Linked DNA regions of Homo sapiens: region 2 is linked to region 1. Evidence: chromatin loops called from intact Hi-C (ENCODE). Cell type or tissue: OCI-LY7. All regions are shown on one strand.

Evidence for each region. A loop is a pair of places that touch in the nucleus more often than their neighbours do. Peaks named below come from ENCODE experiments on the same cell type or tissue, not always from the same donor. Only the 100,000 strongest peaks of a DNase experiment are listed, where the experiment ranks them.
Region 2: a loop joins it to region 1, with 4 times the contacts of the local background. A loop is called at or near these places in 4 of 110 quality-filtered maps.

The regions. Positions count from the first base shown.
Region 1 is chr6:105,892,985-105,900,984 of GRCh38, forward strand. It overlaps LOC105377923 (a long non-coding RNA gene), which reads right to left and starts at 113. Exons shown (of 3, transcript XR_001744275.2): 1 at 42-113. In OCI-LY7, no CTCF peak of the experiment used is centred here; DNase peaks (open chromatin) are centred at 177, 997, 3,217, 7,857 and 1 weaker place; H3K4me3 peaks cover 2,070 bases; H3K27ac peaks cover 5,404 bases.
Region 2 is chr6:105,753,780-105,761,779 of GRCh38, forward strand. No RefSeq gene overlaps it. Among named protein-coding and RNA genes, the nearest start is that of LINC02836, 130 kb to the left of the region's middle. In OCI-LY7, no CTCF peak of the experiment used is centred here; DNase peaks (open chromatin) are centred at 3,942 and 4,212; H3K4me3 peaks cover 2,183 bases; H3K27ac peaks cover 2,541 bases.

The DNA.
Region 1 (8,000 bases):
TGTCAACACAGATGTGATAAGAGCAGAAAACAGTCCCTCACCACAGGCACAGCCACTGAAGTTCTTGCCAGGTAGAATCCAGTGGCCCAGTCCTTTTGATGACTCATCAAGTTGAAACTCAAGGTCAGAAAAAAGGGGAACTCAGAGAGGCAGTCAAAGCAGACAGAGGGAGGGGGCTTTACTTGCCAGAGACAGAAATGTCTCTGCAGATGGGCTGGAGGCGGTCAGTGTGGCTACAGCCTCACATTGATACTGACTTCTCCAAAATACCACCTGCCTCTAAACTCAAACTGGCGTTTATGTAATGACATTTCCTACTTATTACCAGCTGCCAAATGTTGAAATTCCCAGAAGCACCTTTCTAAAGTCTTAAATATCAACTCTAGCCTATTAAAGAAGAGAAAAAGACAAAGATGTGTTATTACCAGGTTTCTTTTTATTTTTTTTTTTAAAAAAGGCTCAAAACTAAAAATTATCTAGCCCTGGCTGAATTGGGGTGAAGATAAGTGAGTGATTATTACATTTCTTCTTCAGGTTATTTTTACCCTGAGTTACCTGTGCTGAATAAGCTAGCAAAGTTCCCAAAACGCCAGGCCACTAGGTCAAGTTTCTAGAAGTAGTAGCTACAGCCAACTTCTCAATTCTTTTATGTGGTGATTTGAAGACACATCTTCCAATTCTTCAGCATTCTTCCTAGTGAGAAGTGAGGTCTACAGCCCTCCTTTTTAAATCCAGGCAGCTTGTGTCTCCCATGCATCTCATGAAATGCATTGGAAGAGCTGTATGTGACTTCCATGGCTTGCTCATGAATGACAGTGAAGTTCTGTCTTCTTCCCAGGAATAGTCGTGGTAGGAGCCCTGAGCCCTGGCAGATAGGTCTTACTCTCCTGAGGTTGCCTTGCTGGGAGGGAGCCAAGCCACGTGGAGAGACCACGTGAAAATGTTCCAGGTGGCAGTCCTCCTCTTCAAGTCCTTCTTGCCCAGGTGCCGTATGTACGTGAACAAGGTCTCAGATGATTCTAGACCCAGCTGTTGAGTCAACCTCAGCCTTGAGTCTTCTCAGCTGAGGCCTCAGCTGTGATGGAGGGGAGGCTCAAACAAGTCATTCCCACTGTGCCCTTTCGGAATTCTTAACCCAAACGGATACTAACATAGTTATTGCTCTACATAACTGTGTTTAGAGTGGTTTTTGTTAGGTAGCAGTAATAACCAGAACAATATAGAAAAATGGGAGTTATTTTGTAGATGTCAAAGCAAATGTCCAACTTTTCTCCATTAACAGCTTCTACCTACAGCAAATCTCTCAAATATAAACAAATAAAAGCCAGCCTCAATACTTTATGAGAAGAGTGAGTTCCAAGCAGCTACACCTACTGAGAGAGAAAAAGGAATTGCGTCTGGAGAAGAGAGAGCTCAATTGGTACTTGAATGAATAAAGGAATGACTCAAGGAGCTATGAAATGTTTAGGTAAGGATATAGCAGGAGGCAAAGGATCATTTTCTGAGACCAATAGCAACTTCAGCCCCCAGTTCAAAAAAATTCAGTCCTGCAGAAATCACAATAGCATATCCTTATGTTCTTATTCTGTCATATTTTATGCAACTTAACAACCAAACACACACAAAGAACATATATATGTAACTGACACAAAACTGAGCTGGATAACAAACATATTCAATGGCAGAAAGACTCAAAATTATTTCGACAAGCTGGAACAGGGTGGAAGAATAAAAGTGAGTAATCTTATCCCAGAAGAGTGACCTCAGACCAGAGAGCAGCTGAAATGATTGCACAAGGACATCAATGTCTTTTGGGAGAGGTATTAGACTCATCTTGAAGATAAGAAGCAGCTATGGAATATTTTAAAATAGAGAAGCATGATGATAAAATCAGTGTTTTAGAAGATTAACTTGACATCTCTTTGTGTAATGGATTCAAGGGAGAACAAATAGAAGGAATAAATGACACTTAGCACTTAGGAAATGTTTGCAATCCCACCACAATGAAAGTACATGGATCGGGGCTGGTCTGACCAGAATGGGAGTGAAAAAGAAGCAAAGATGATTGGTGGTGTGACCATGAAGACTCGGGCAGCAGGCTGGGTATCAAGAGTAAAGAAAAAGTCAAAGAAGACTCAGAAGCCTGAGTGAGAGGTCAGCAAGTTCATGGAAACAGAAAAAGATGGGGGAGGAAGTATGTTTGGAGACAAGGAAAACAAGCTCAGGAGAAATCTATGGACTTTGAGATAATGTTATCAAGATTTTTAGCTTATAAAAAAAGTTGATGGATAATTGGAGACATTGGATTAAGGTTTACAAGGGAAGATAGGCCTAGAGAAATGGATTTGGGAAACACATCAGCCTAGAGTTGATACCTAAAGCCATGAATAAATTCCCATATTTTTGCCATCTTAGACTCTTTGCTAGATCTTTAGCCTTCATGGCATATTATATTCAGGATGAAAATTTTTGAAAATATATGGCATTGTTTTCTTTCTTTCTTTTCTTTTTTTTTTTTTTTTTTTTTTTGAGACAGAGTCTTACTCCGTTGCCCAGACTGGAGTGCAGTGGTGCTATCTTGGCTCACTACAACCTCCGCCTCCCGGGTTCAAGTGATTCTCCTGCCTCTGCCTCCTGAGTAGCTGGGATTACAGGTGTGCATTATCATGCCTGGCTAATTTTTGTATTTTTGGTAGAGATGGGGTTTCACCATGTTGGTCAGGCTGGTCTCAAACTCCTGACCTCAAGTGATCCACCCACCTTGGCCTCCCACAGTGTTGGGATTACAGGTGTGAGCCACCAAGTCTGGCCTACCGCATCTTTTTCTTGTAGGGAGCTGCATAATTAGGTCTACCATGCAATAGCAATTTTATTGATAATTTTATAATTAAGAAACAAAATATGAATTGCCAAGATTACCTATATTCATTTTGGCTCTCAGTCTATTTTGAACTATTTCTCCTACTCCTACCTTCAACTGACAGGATTGGCCACAGAAATCATAGAACCATTTTGAATGCTTTTAAAGACTATCTGGGTGGGCCACCATTCATACTGCTCTCCACTTGAATGAATTGTCAGAACACCAAGAGCTTTTGCAGAGCCAGAAAGAACCAAAGAACGTGCAGCTGGAGGTATCAGCTGTGCATATCTAATTCTGGCCAAAACACCTCCCCAGAGTGTCCAGCTGGAGAGAGGGGAAGAAAAAAAGAAGAAAGACAGTAATTCAGTCAGGGACGTCAACAGCGGCTGAAGACGCGAGCTGGTTGCAGAGCACTGATACTGTTGGGTACAAAAAGAGGTGCTGCTGCCACCACAATATTTGGATAACCTGCAATTGCAAAGTACACATCTGTCTGTGACCATCTGTCTGAAAGTATGCTGGAGGTCAGAGGCTCGGTGAATACAGCAACCTGCAAGTGGAATGAGATAAGATAAAAAGAAGAGGGAAGTATGCAAGGAATCCCATTGGTTTCGCTTAAAAAGACACAGCAAGTTGAAAGAAAGTGTGGGATGGGATCTCCTTAAGTAAATTATGATTCAGCAAGTGCCGTTTTATCTGCCTAAGAAAGTAATTACAGGAAAGCAGTGTTTCCTGAAAAGTGTCTTTAAGGATGAGCCCGTTTGGAATAGTGAGAGGGTGCTGGCAGATGAAGGGTAGCAACCGCATGGCTTCCCCGGAGATGGTCTGGCCTGATCTGTCAGGTGCAGAATTGAGATTATTAGCACAGAAAACTTTGAAACTTGCTTTCCTTGACCTCCACAACACCCAGCACCTTCCACGCTCTGATTTTCTCCTATCTCTCTTGGCCATCCTTCAGTTGCTTTCACAGGTTTATCTTCCTCTGCCTGTTTCTTAATACTGGGGCTCCCCTGGGCTCCAAGCCCTCCCCTCTTCCTATTCAAACACTCTCCCTAAGTGATCTCATGCACTCCCTCGGTTTCACTGTCATTTGTGTATTGATGACTGTCAAATATTTACTCTTACTCAGATCTCTTGTCTAGGCTCGGGCCTGGATTGTAACTACATCCTTGGTACCTCCTCTTGGGCATTTTACAGTCTCAACTTGTCTAAAGTCGAACTCATGACTTTCTTCCAGAGACTCTTGCCTCTTCTAGTGTTTGCTATCAGTGAATGGCACCTCCATTCACAAGTTACCCAAGTTGGCCACCTAGGAGTCCTCTCCTTCCCTTGGCCCATCCTTCAACCACACATCAGCGTCCAAAATCCATCCACTGCTTTCCAACCCCACTTCCATTATCCTAGGCCAAGGAGCCACTATTTTTCATGACCACAATAAACTTCTGATTTGTCTTCCTCTTATTATCACAACAGCCTCCAACTGGTCTGCCTGTCTGTGGTCTTGACTCAGCCCTACTTCATCCCCAATTCATTCTCAAGCTCTCATTCTAAAATTAATTCAATCATCTCACTTCTATCTAAATCTCTTTAATGGATTCTATTGCTCTTAGTATAAGGTCCAGATTTATTAATAAGATTTGCATAGTTTGCTGCATCTACCTTTTTATCCCTCACCTCTACCTTCCTTTAAACTCTACAGTCCAGTTACACTGAGTTGGTTTTTTTGTTTGTTTTTATTTTGTTTTTTATTTCCTTGAACACACCAAGTTCTCCCACAATTACAGCATTTTGCAAATGCTGCCTGACAGCCTCTTCTCCTTTTATTTGCCAAACAATGACTATTTATCCTTTAGGTCCCAGTATAGACATAACTTTCCAGTGTAGATTAGGGCCCCCCTCCTTTCCACCATGATCTCCCCAACGACCCTGTATTTCTCCCCATCAAATCACACTCTACTGTTAATGCCTGTTTACACAGCTTTATCTTCCACTAGACCTTGAGCTCCATGAGGGCAGAAAGCATGTCTGTTTTGTGGGCAATTGTATCTCCAGTACCCAGCCCAGTATTGGGCTTGATATATGTAGAATGAATACATGAATACATGAATTGCAGGCACACTAATTGACAGCAGAACTTCACCAGGTCTATGTCAAACAACATCACCTCAGAGAATTAGAAAGATTCCAAAATTCCTTCATCTAGGATGAGCCTGGCAGCTGCAGCATCTCCAGGAACATTCATTTCCTGAGGTGTGGCCAAAAAGAATTTTCTGAGAGATTCTCAACTGCAGCTCACTGAGAGTCTCTTACACCAAGCACAAAGTAATCTCTTTGCTTCCAGCAAGCAACATTCAACAATTAATGAATCTTTCCCTTGGTGTCAGGAGCTTAGGAAGGCAGACTATAAAACAGAAAAGTTGAGGTGGTCTCAGTCTTCCTAGAGTAGATTGTCTTGGACTATTCCCTAAATCAGTGGTTTCAAATCTCACGTATGTTATCAGAGTCATCTGGAGACCTTGTGAAAGCACAGATGTCTGAACCTGACCCCCAGAGTTTCTGAATCAGTAGGTCTGGGATGAGGCCATAGAATTTGCATTTCTAATAAGTCTCCAGGTGATGCTGATGCTGCTGATCTGGGGACCACAACCTTGAGAACCACCGCACTAAACATTTGAGTCACCCCTCTTAGTCATACAAACATAAGAGAAGCAGGCTCCCAATGTACTGAGGGAGGATGGACGCCTCTTCCTGAACCCTGGCCGACTGCTAAGCAGGATGTGGGAAAACTTGGAATTAAAGGAACTCTGGGAAACAAGAAATCAGAAACCCGGAAATCCAACCCCTTCTGTATTGAGGGTGAAGATGACTAGAACACTCTGATAGCTTAGGACAGTCCAAATTAAAATATCTCTGCAAGAAAAGGACATCATGGGCATTGTGATGGATGTGACCACTGAGCATCCACTCTTCTTCTGAAAATAGCTCCTCCTTTTCCCTTGATGAACTGCTATTCTCCAGCTCTTAGTCCTTGTGATTCAAGTAAGGCCAACTTCACACCTTGGGCACAGGAGAGGACCCAAAACTTAGATCTGTGCAATAAGTGTGTGTCACACCCAGCCCATAATGATTGCTTCAGAGCTGGTGTGTGATCCAGGTTGATCTAATGAAAGTAAGCCCTAGAAGACTGTTCAAACTGTTGGGACGGGAACCATCCCTTTCCTCTGAGCTTGCCAAACCAATAAGATGTAAGTCTGGGGCTTCCGATGGCCATTGCCACTAGTGGGAAAAATGTACCAGAGAATGACACGAACACTGAAGAAAACCCAGCCAAGAGATGAAGAGACATATTCCTGACAATATTATCTGGATCCAGCAGATCTTGAAGTTAGAATACCCCAGAATCTGAGCTGAGCATTTATTACTCGCAACTGAAAGTATAGACTGAAATAAGAGAGAGTTCTTTCTTTTACCTTTTTTTTTTTTTTTTTTTGGAGACAGTCTCACTCTGTCACCTAGGCTAGAGTGCAGTGGTGCAGTCTCGGCTCACTGCAAACTCCACCTCCCAGGTTCCAGCGAGTCTCCTCCCTCAGCCTCCCGAGTAGCTGGAATTACAGGTGCCTGTCACCACACCTGGCTAAGTTTTGTATTTTTAGCAGAGATGGGGTTTCACCATGTTGGCCAGGCTGGTCTCGAACTCCTGACCTCAAGTGATCCACTCACCTCGGCCTCCCAAACTGCTGGGATTATAGGCATGAGGCACTGCGTCCAGCCTAAAATAAGAGGGAGTTCTACTAGCCAACTCATGCATTGCTCTGCTCCAGGGTACCTAAGTAACCAACTGCTCTAATGGTTTCTCTCCAGATGGACAGACCTGCCAGGTTGATACCTTTGCCAGCCCCTCTGGAATTCCAGTGAATAAAATTTTCCCTAACAGATCACTTGTTTAGTGTAGCACTTAGCGCCTAGCCTCACCACTGTTTACTTACCTCCTTTCCCTCCTCTGTGAGCTCTCTGCATGTAAGAACTACACTCTTTATAACAGTTTTGTTGGTGGCCATGCACAGTGGCTGACTTATAGTAGATGCTCTATGGAGTGACTGTTTGCAAACAACCTTCCAAATAAGATAAGAATAACAAAATTGAGCCTGGTTAGTCTGCATCCAGATAGAATGGAATTTTTTAAATGGCAGCAAGGGGAGCAAAGCACATTGTTAAGTAATGCTAAATGAAAACAGGCAGCAACCCTCAAAGGTGAGCTTCAAAAGTCAGATCAACCTTCACTCAGCCCTAGAACATTTCTAACTAAATCCCACCTCTCACTAGAAGTGTCACCATTTTTCTTTTCTTTGAAAAAGCATGATGGGGGAGGGGGTGCTGGAGAACGACAAATGAGAGGGTGACTCCCATATAAGTCAGCTTCCTCTTCCCCAAATCAGTTTCCAGAAACTCTGCCATATCATGCAACGAGAACCCCCAGCTCCTAATTCAAAGGAAAGTCTCAGAGGTCTTGGGTAAAGACGATAACACCTCTCCTTTGGTGGCTTTCAGTGATAAACAGCTTCCTGCCTGAGCACTCATAAACCTGAACTCGTGGAAAAGAATTACTACACGGAAAACAGAACCCAGGCAGGGTTCGTAAACGGTACCCGGCATGGGTTTCTCACATCTTCGTTGATAAACGTCCTGTTGCCTCCTGAGGAATCTGTGAGACTCCTTGGGTACAGCTGTGGTCAGGAACACACCATGCAACAACTAGACCTGAGAAGTGTCCATCTTTCTGCCATCGAGACCTGCCCTAGAAGAAAAACAGAAACAACACAGATGGAGCTGCCTGTTCAAATCCTTGTGGATGTCATAAGATTAGCAGCTTTCCTCTGAGTCGGCCTCAAAGACTTCCTTTGCAATTGTTCCTAAGCTAGCTCAAGGGATAGGCAGTGAAGTTCACTAAAACAAAAACATAACCTCAAACATCCAAAACAGCTGGTGGAAATTGTGACTGTTTTAGAGGAGCTGACTTATCTAGCTGAGTCAAAACAAGTGTGAGCGCTTCAAACAGGCACAAGATCAGAAACAAAATTAGGTGTTTATTGAGTGCTGTCCTCTTGATTTTTTTTTTCTCCTTTGCTTAGGCATGAAT
Region 2 (8,000 bases), 140 kb before region 1:
ATTCCTGCCAAGTTTCCTTAAGCCTGGAAAGGCCTGCAAATGCTAATCCAAGAAAGCCAGGGAAAGCAACAAATACTAATTTTCTCATAGACTGAAAGGGAAATACTGTGAGACGGGGGCCGGGGGCTTCTTTTTGTGAAGGAACCATCGGGGGCTTCTTTTTGTGAAGGAACCATGAGGGCCTAAGGATGTCAGCTCTAGAGAAAGCCCCAGGTGGGACCAGATGGAGTTTAGAATAGTCTGCAAGCCACAAAGACATGGGATGGGGAAATCGCCCTTGTAGGCACAAGGCAGCTAATGCCAATATTCATCTGCACCAAGGCCCACCTCCTCTAGACAAGGGTAAAGGTCTGAAGAGTTCAGAGAAATTAACCCCAGTAGTCTATATTCCTCAGTAAAGCTGAAGGATGTAAGGTTTCCATACACAACTATAGTGAAAAAAATACATTAACTTCCTTTCACAAAGGCTTGATTTTATTTATAGTTTATATGTAGCTCCTTTTTTTTTTTTTTTTTTGAGATGAATTTTCACTCTTGTTCCCCAGGCTGGAGTGCAATGGCGCGATCTCAGCTCACTGCAACCTCTGCCTCCCAGGTTCAAGCGATTCTCCTGCCTCAGCCACCTGAGTAATTGGGATTACAGGCATGCACCACCACGCCCAGCTAATTTTTATATTTTTAGTAGAGACACAGTTTCCCCATGTTGGCCAGGCTGGTCTCGAACTCCTGACCTCAGGTGATCCGCCCACCTCGGCCTCCCAAAGTGTTAGGATTACAGGTGTGAGCCACCATGGCCAGCCTATATGTAGCTCTTTAAACAGTACCTGGCCACCTTCTTCATTTGTTCTACTTCATTACTTAGGAAATTGGCTAGCTTTCAAGAAGAATTTATTTTCCCAAAAAGGATTTTCCAAAATCAGACATAATTGGTATTAACATTTTTTAGTAAAGGAAAAACAAAGCCAATGTATTGAACATTCTATATGTGCTAGGTTCTATGTTAAGTGTTTCACATTCATTATCTCATTTTCTCTCGAAGAAAGATATTTTCTATTAATTTTGGGATTGATACAAGACAGAAAAGTTGTTAAACTTTAGAGCAGGGGTCCCCATTTCCCAGGCCATGGACCAGTACCATTCTGTGGCCTGTTAGGAACTGAGCCACACGGCAGGAGGTGAGCAGTAGGCGAGGGAGCAGAGCTTCATCTGCATTTACAGCCGCTCCCCATCACTTGCATTACTGCTTGATCTCTGCCCCCTGTCATATCAGCAGTGGCATTAGATTCTCATAGGAGTGCAAACCCTATTGTGAACTGCGCATGTGAGGGATCTAGGTTTTATGCTCTTTATGAGAATCTAATGCCTGATGATCTGTCACTGTCTCCCATCACCCCCAGATGGGACCATCTAGTTGCAGGAAAATGAGCTCAGGGCTCCCACTGATTCTACATTATGGTAAGTTGTATAATTATTTCATTACATATTACAATGTAACAATAATAGAAATAAAGTACACAATAAATATAATGCATTTCAATCATCCCAAAACCATCCTCCCCCTCCCCCAGTCTATGGAAAAATTGTCTTCCACGAAACTAGTTCCTGGTGCCAAAAAGGTTGGGGACTGCTGCTTTAGTGGACTGCAGAGTAAATGAATAATTGAGAGAAAGGTTCATCAGGAGGGAAGAAACTTCGGCTCCAGTCTGGCTGGATAGAGGAGCTGCTGCTGTCTTGGTTAAGTTGTAGGTCAATAATAGTGCTAGAGAGGGTCTCAATCCATTCTTCAAAGAACAATTATCCAGAGCCTCTGTACCCACCCCACTCCATGCAACACCCCGATAGGTCTCTTATTAGAAGCAAAATGGAGAAACAGTCATCTTTTTGCCTTTCTGAGGAGCCAATTCCTTAACTTTGATTTTCATCTAATGTACACTATTAACTGGTTACCATTGCTTCTTCCAATCATCTATTTTCTCAGCCATATTTATTGAGTGACTACTGTGTGCCAGATATTGGGCTACACACTCTGCATCCATGGCGCAATCTCTGCCTGCAAGAAGTCTGCCGTCGATTCCCTTCTCCCTTTTAGGGAGGCAGAGACACCAGCCAGAGCTGCAGGGTGGTGCCCAAAGAAACAGTTGAGGTAGGATGTACTCGGTACTTCAGCCAGGGTAACTCTCTACTCCCATACATGAGCCAAAAGACCATGACCTTCAGGGAATCAAAGTTAGAAGGCAGGTAGAAGAGTCTTCAACACAGAAGAAAAATCCAGCTGGTGATTCAGAAATGGAAGGACAGAAATGAGTGCACCTGCTCACCGTGGGGGTGGAGGAGGGTAGAGAGGATTTACCGAGTCAAGGAAGTGTAGTGCACAGGCACTTTTATTGGGACACAGACTCCTCCATGAGCAGGGAGGGAGCTCTCAAGGATGTTGTTTGTGGCATGGAGGCAGCTCAGAGATTCAGAGGAGAGGTACACAAAAACTAACAGCCACACCGGAAAGGAGCATAGCGCGTAGTCAAATGACTATGGAGTCCAGAATCAGACCAGGGTTTTAATCCTGGTACCACTGCTTTCTCAAACTAGTAATGTCAGCTCTGTGAGCCTCAGTTTTCTCATCTGTATCATAGGAATGATGTTTCTGTTGTGAGAATTAAATGACATGATGTATGTAAAGTCCCAGGCCTATTCTAGACATCCAATAAACAGTAGTTATACTCAATGAAGAAAGCACCAAAAAAGACATACTTGTCTCCCCTGGAGAAGTTCAGAGGAGGAATCACCAGTGCACAGCCTTGAAGAATCGGAAGGAGTTCCAATTGGGGATGGAGGGAAGGTAGAAGAAACCACATGGGTGGGACACGTAGTTGGACACTAGAGGCCAGAGTGCCTGGGGGCGGGTGTGAGAGAAGAGGCTGCAGCGCCAGGTCCTGAGGAGATGCCTGCCATGTACAAAAGCTACATCTGCCTTGACCAGAAAGTGGTGGGAGTTTTAAGCAGCAGCCTGCCAGGAACATGATTAGGTGATAATAGGTAACACTCATGCAGCCAACCCCTAATTAGAGCTTCCTATAGGCCAAACACTATTCTAAGCCCTTTACATATATTAACTGAATTCTCACATAATCCTTTGAACTAAGTACTAAGGAAACTAAGGCAGAGAGAGGTTAATGCCTGGGCAACCTGGCGAAACACCATCTCTACAAAAAATACAAAAAGTAGCCAGGTGTGATGGTGCATGCCCATAGTCCCAGCTACTCCAGAGGCTGAGATGGGAGGATTGCTTGAGCCTGGGAGGCGGAGGCTACAGTAAGCTGAGATCACACCATTGCAATACAGCCTGGACAACAGAGTTAGACCCTGTCTCAAAAAAAAAAAAAAGTTCCCAAGGACATATCATCCTAACTCAGTGTGCATTTACATGGATAAGGCTGAGAGGAAGGAAGTTTGGAGAGAAGACAGATTGGAAAAGAGAAGGCACTAGAAATGAGTTAGGAGGGAAGGTCCAGATGGGAAATGAACGTGCCAGAATTAAGGTTGTAGGGAGGAAAAGAAGAGGTTACGCTTAATGGAAAATCCAGGGTTCAGGGAACCTAGTGACCAGTTGGATGTGGAGACAAGTAATTCCTTTGGGAAAGATTTTGTGAATTTAGTTGGTCTGTTCTCCTCTTTGAAATATTTTTATAACACTCCTTTCCAAGGGGGTGACTTTACCAGAATGACAGCTTGCACTTTCACCAATGTCCATTCACTGGTTCCTAACCCTGAAATCTAGCCAACTAAGGTATTAGGACTTCAAAAAAAAATCAACATGGTGGTGTGGTTTTCACCTTGAAATGGGGTATTTACTCCTCCTCTAACAATAGACATGTTGTTTCTGTCTTCTAGGAGTTTCACTTTGATGTGTCAAAGGAAATGCCATGAACTCTAGGGGAGAGTCATCACTGCGTGAATGCAGGATAAACAGCAGGTGTGGCTGGGGCTTTAGGACAAGTGCCAGTCGTCCTATTCCATTTTTAGAGATAAAAAAAAAATGAATGTTTCAAGTGCTTTGGTTTTCAGGAGTCAAAGACAGCTTTCAAAAGAGTCCACGAATAGAAGCCCAACATTTCAGAGTGAAGCTGCATGACAGAGACACTTCTTAGTGTCTCCATGATCATGATTAGGAAGCCGAAACCAACACACTCTTCTTTGCATCACTTGGGTGAAGCAGGTGGGAGGCAGATGTCCTGCCTGCACACCTGGGTAGGTTGAAGGCAGCTCTTTAATTTGAACATTGAGCAATCACCTTCCCTTTTAGAACCTTGCAAATTAAATTTGCCCTAGGAACAAGTAAACAGATGATCTGGCAAAAGCCAGGTCCAGGGACCGGAAAGAGATCATAATATTAATAATAACCCCTTACATTTGCATTGTTTCTGTATCCTTCACACAGCGGTCCCAGTGAAATGATCATGTGCTTATTCTTGTCTTCACTGGAAAGCTAAGGAGTCTAGGGCTTAGAGAACTGTCTTGCCCCAGGTAATAGCAAAATAGAGGCAGAGCGGAGACAGGTTTTCTGACGATAAGCCTAGTGTTTCTGCCAGCACACCATCAATAAGCAGATTGTAATGGCTTTGGTTCTTCTAGCAACAGAATCTTCTTTTTTTTTTCTTTTTCTATTTTACTTTAAGTTCTGGGATACATGTGCAAAACATGCAGGTTTGTTACATAGATACACATGTGCCATGGTGGTTTCCTGCACCTATCAACCCATCATCTAGGTTTTAAGCCCTGCATGCATTAGGTACTTGTCCTAATGCTCTCCCTCCTCTTACCCCCACCCCCCAACAAGCCCTGGTATGTGATACAGAATCTGTGACAATAGAAACCTCTTATTCCTGGGGGGACCCTACTCCCCTACTTAGGAATGGACTTGTTATGTAGGATGTAGGTCTCCTCCATTTGGTTAAAGGATAGACAGATGGCTGATCTGAGTTGGGCCAAGCCTCAGTTTTCCCCAGTCCTCCTCATCTTTCTCTCTTGGAGAAAGAAGCTGTCTTCCTCCTGAGGTTGTGAAACTGGGAAGCTTAAGCAGCCTCTGGCCCTCATACTCACCAGGGAGAAAGACTTTTAAAAAGATGGAGCCAAAAATGAATCGTGTTTAAGCTTTTGATTCTAGCCATGTCAGAAACTAGTTCTACTTTTGGACTGTTTAGTTATATTAACTAATTAATTACTTCTATTGCTTAAGCTAATTTGAGTGTTTTGCTTTGTCTTTTTTGGTTTGGTCACCTTCAACCAAGAGTCCAAACCAACAGATGCCCAATAGAAATAACAAACCTCAATATGGGTGGCTCAGAGAAGACCTCTTGAATGTACTACCTGGTTCCCTGCCCCCACCTTCCTCTTCCAGGTCCACACACAGTGATGGCTCACCCATGCTGTGAGCAGCCTACAATCAGGTTATTTCAGGGAACTCCGGCCCCTCCTTAACCAGAATAACCAGAATGGTTTCTTCCTGCCTCTATCTTGAATTTTTGAGAGGCATGCCTTGGATCAAGTACCTAGGATATATGTTTCTGGGAGCCTTTTAGCTCTGGGAGGTGGAAAGTACGTATAGGTTGGGGCTAAGGTAGGTTGCACCCCTCAATATTCATGGAATCAGGGGGATTGGGTGGATTCATTTACTCTTTGAAATAAACTCAGGTTCATTTTATCCTTTTGCAGTCTTTCTGATAACTTTCAGGACACAACTCAATAAAGTAGGGTCCTTCACAAGACCTCCATGAGGCCAGGAAGCCCTCTGAGAATTTCTATTGGGGTCTTCAGTCCAGAGCCCTTGGCCATGTTGCTCCAGTGAAGGCTAGCCCAGAAAAGGCTACAGCAAACTCTGTGCCCCTTCATGTCCCTCTCAGAGCTAAACAGAGACAGCAATGAGACCTAAATATGTTTCGCTTTTCCCACTTTTGCCAAATAGACAGTGTTTCAAAGGAAATGCCTTATGTAAATACAATAACAAAAGCTAACATGCACATAATGAAGTTGAAAGAAAACTGTACCCTGTTTTACTACTGTAGTTTGCACAAATTGCTTCTTTGGAATGATAAATTCCGAGTAAACTGTAGCTATTTTGAGACACAAATTCCAGCCCTCCCCAGTCAAACAAAGTATCTTTGATTTCTTTAAATAATGACATATATGAGGCTTGAGCCCATCCAAAGAAAAGCAAAAGCTGTCTCATTGCTCCTTAAGAACATGCATCCCACAACCACGGTCTTCTTCCCGGCGTGTGTGCATTCTGACTTGCATGATCTGGCCTCAAGAGCATTGTTGGCATACTGTTGTTTGTGTTACTCAGGATTAGCAGAAAATTTCTGTGGGTGTTTTACGTCACTGGAGTAGGAAGCACTGAAAAATTATACCCACTTGATTGATATTTCTGGAAAGAGAACTCTAACTTACTAGAGGAAGGGGGTGGGGTGGCCAGGAAAGAAAAGAATGAGTAAGACTCAAGAAAGCCCCATCAGGAAAGTCCCACTTGGAAAACTGAATTGATGGAGATGAGATTTCTTGCATGAAGCAGCATTAAGCTCTATTTGGTAGGGAAATCAAAGTTCTTATTGTCTCAGAGGGGGTGAAAAAAAAAAGTGTGGATCTCATGTCAGTGTCTACCAATTTATGGAACTGAACTTTGGCAAGAGACAGTGAGAGTTACAAAGCAGTACAATTTCCCTTTCAATAAACTACAGATTTGTATGTAATTGGGTGGAAGGGGCCGGTAGAGTTTAGTCTGGAAACATTTGGTACAAAGTTTGAGATTTTTCAGATATTCCAGAGAAGTATAACAGTCACAGAATAATGTCTAGTCCACATGTCTTTTTTTAAAGGCATTAAAGAAAACTAACACTGCAATTTTAAAAATGGGCAAAAGAGTACAAATATAGTTTGTAAAAGAAGAAATACAAATGTGAAGACTCAAACAAAACAAACAAGGCCCTGACCTCATTTATAATCAAAGAGGTGCAATATAAAATAATAAGGACCTATTTTTTAATGTACTGCATGAATGAAACATTTTTATGTGATAATCTCTTCTTTGACTGGTGTCAGGAGGCAGGCACACATGTACTGATTCCAGTAACACCACCATTAGGGAAAGTAATTTGCCAATATATTTTTTAAAGGTATGTACTTTGACCCCCATAAGTCTACTGCTAGGAATTTATTCCAGGAAAAATTGTGAGAGGTACATAAATATTTACATTCAGAGTCGCATTGATTAAATGTTGAAAAATGGCAAATAACTCAAATGTCTAACAATATGGGCTACGTTAATTTTTGTTTTTCTGTTTTTTGGGTTTTTTTTTCTTTTCGTTTACATTCTCTCATGAAGGGCTAAATTAATTAAGGTATACTCACACAACTGTTTATTATAAAAATATATAAAATCTTTTTTTAATGTTGTTATGAGAAAATCTTCAATGTAACAGTAAGAAGAAACATCTAATTATAAATTTTATTTAAAATATTATGTGATATATAAATGTACACATATATAATAAAAACAGTATATATATCTAATATATAGTAAATATATAGTGAGATAAGATATGGGAGGAAATAAAATTTGTTCATGGTAGTAATCACTGGGTGATAAAATTATAAATTTTTTTGAAATTATAAATCTGTAATTTCATAATGTTTGAGGTATGGGAAAATTTTTTCTTAAGGCACACCTTAGATGTCTAAAAGAATATTTCTAGACTGGGCATGGTGGTTCATGCCTATAATCCCAGCACTTTGGGAGGCCAAAGCAGGGGGATTGCTTGAGGCCAGGAGTTCAAGATGCCCAAAATAATATCTCTAAGATAACTGAGTAGCCAGACAGCCAGATAGAACTTGGCAAAAAAAATTTCCCCCTTAATATTTTATTGCACTTATTTTTTAAAAAGCAAGATGGAGGAGTACTGTGAAATAGTAAAGAGGGTATGGGACTCACAAATATGTTGCATGCGATA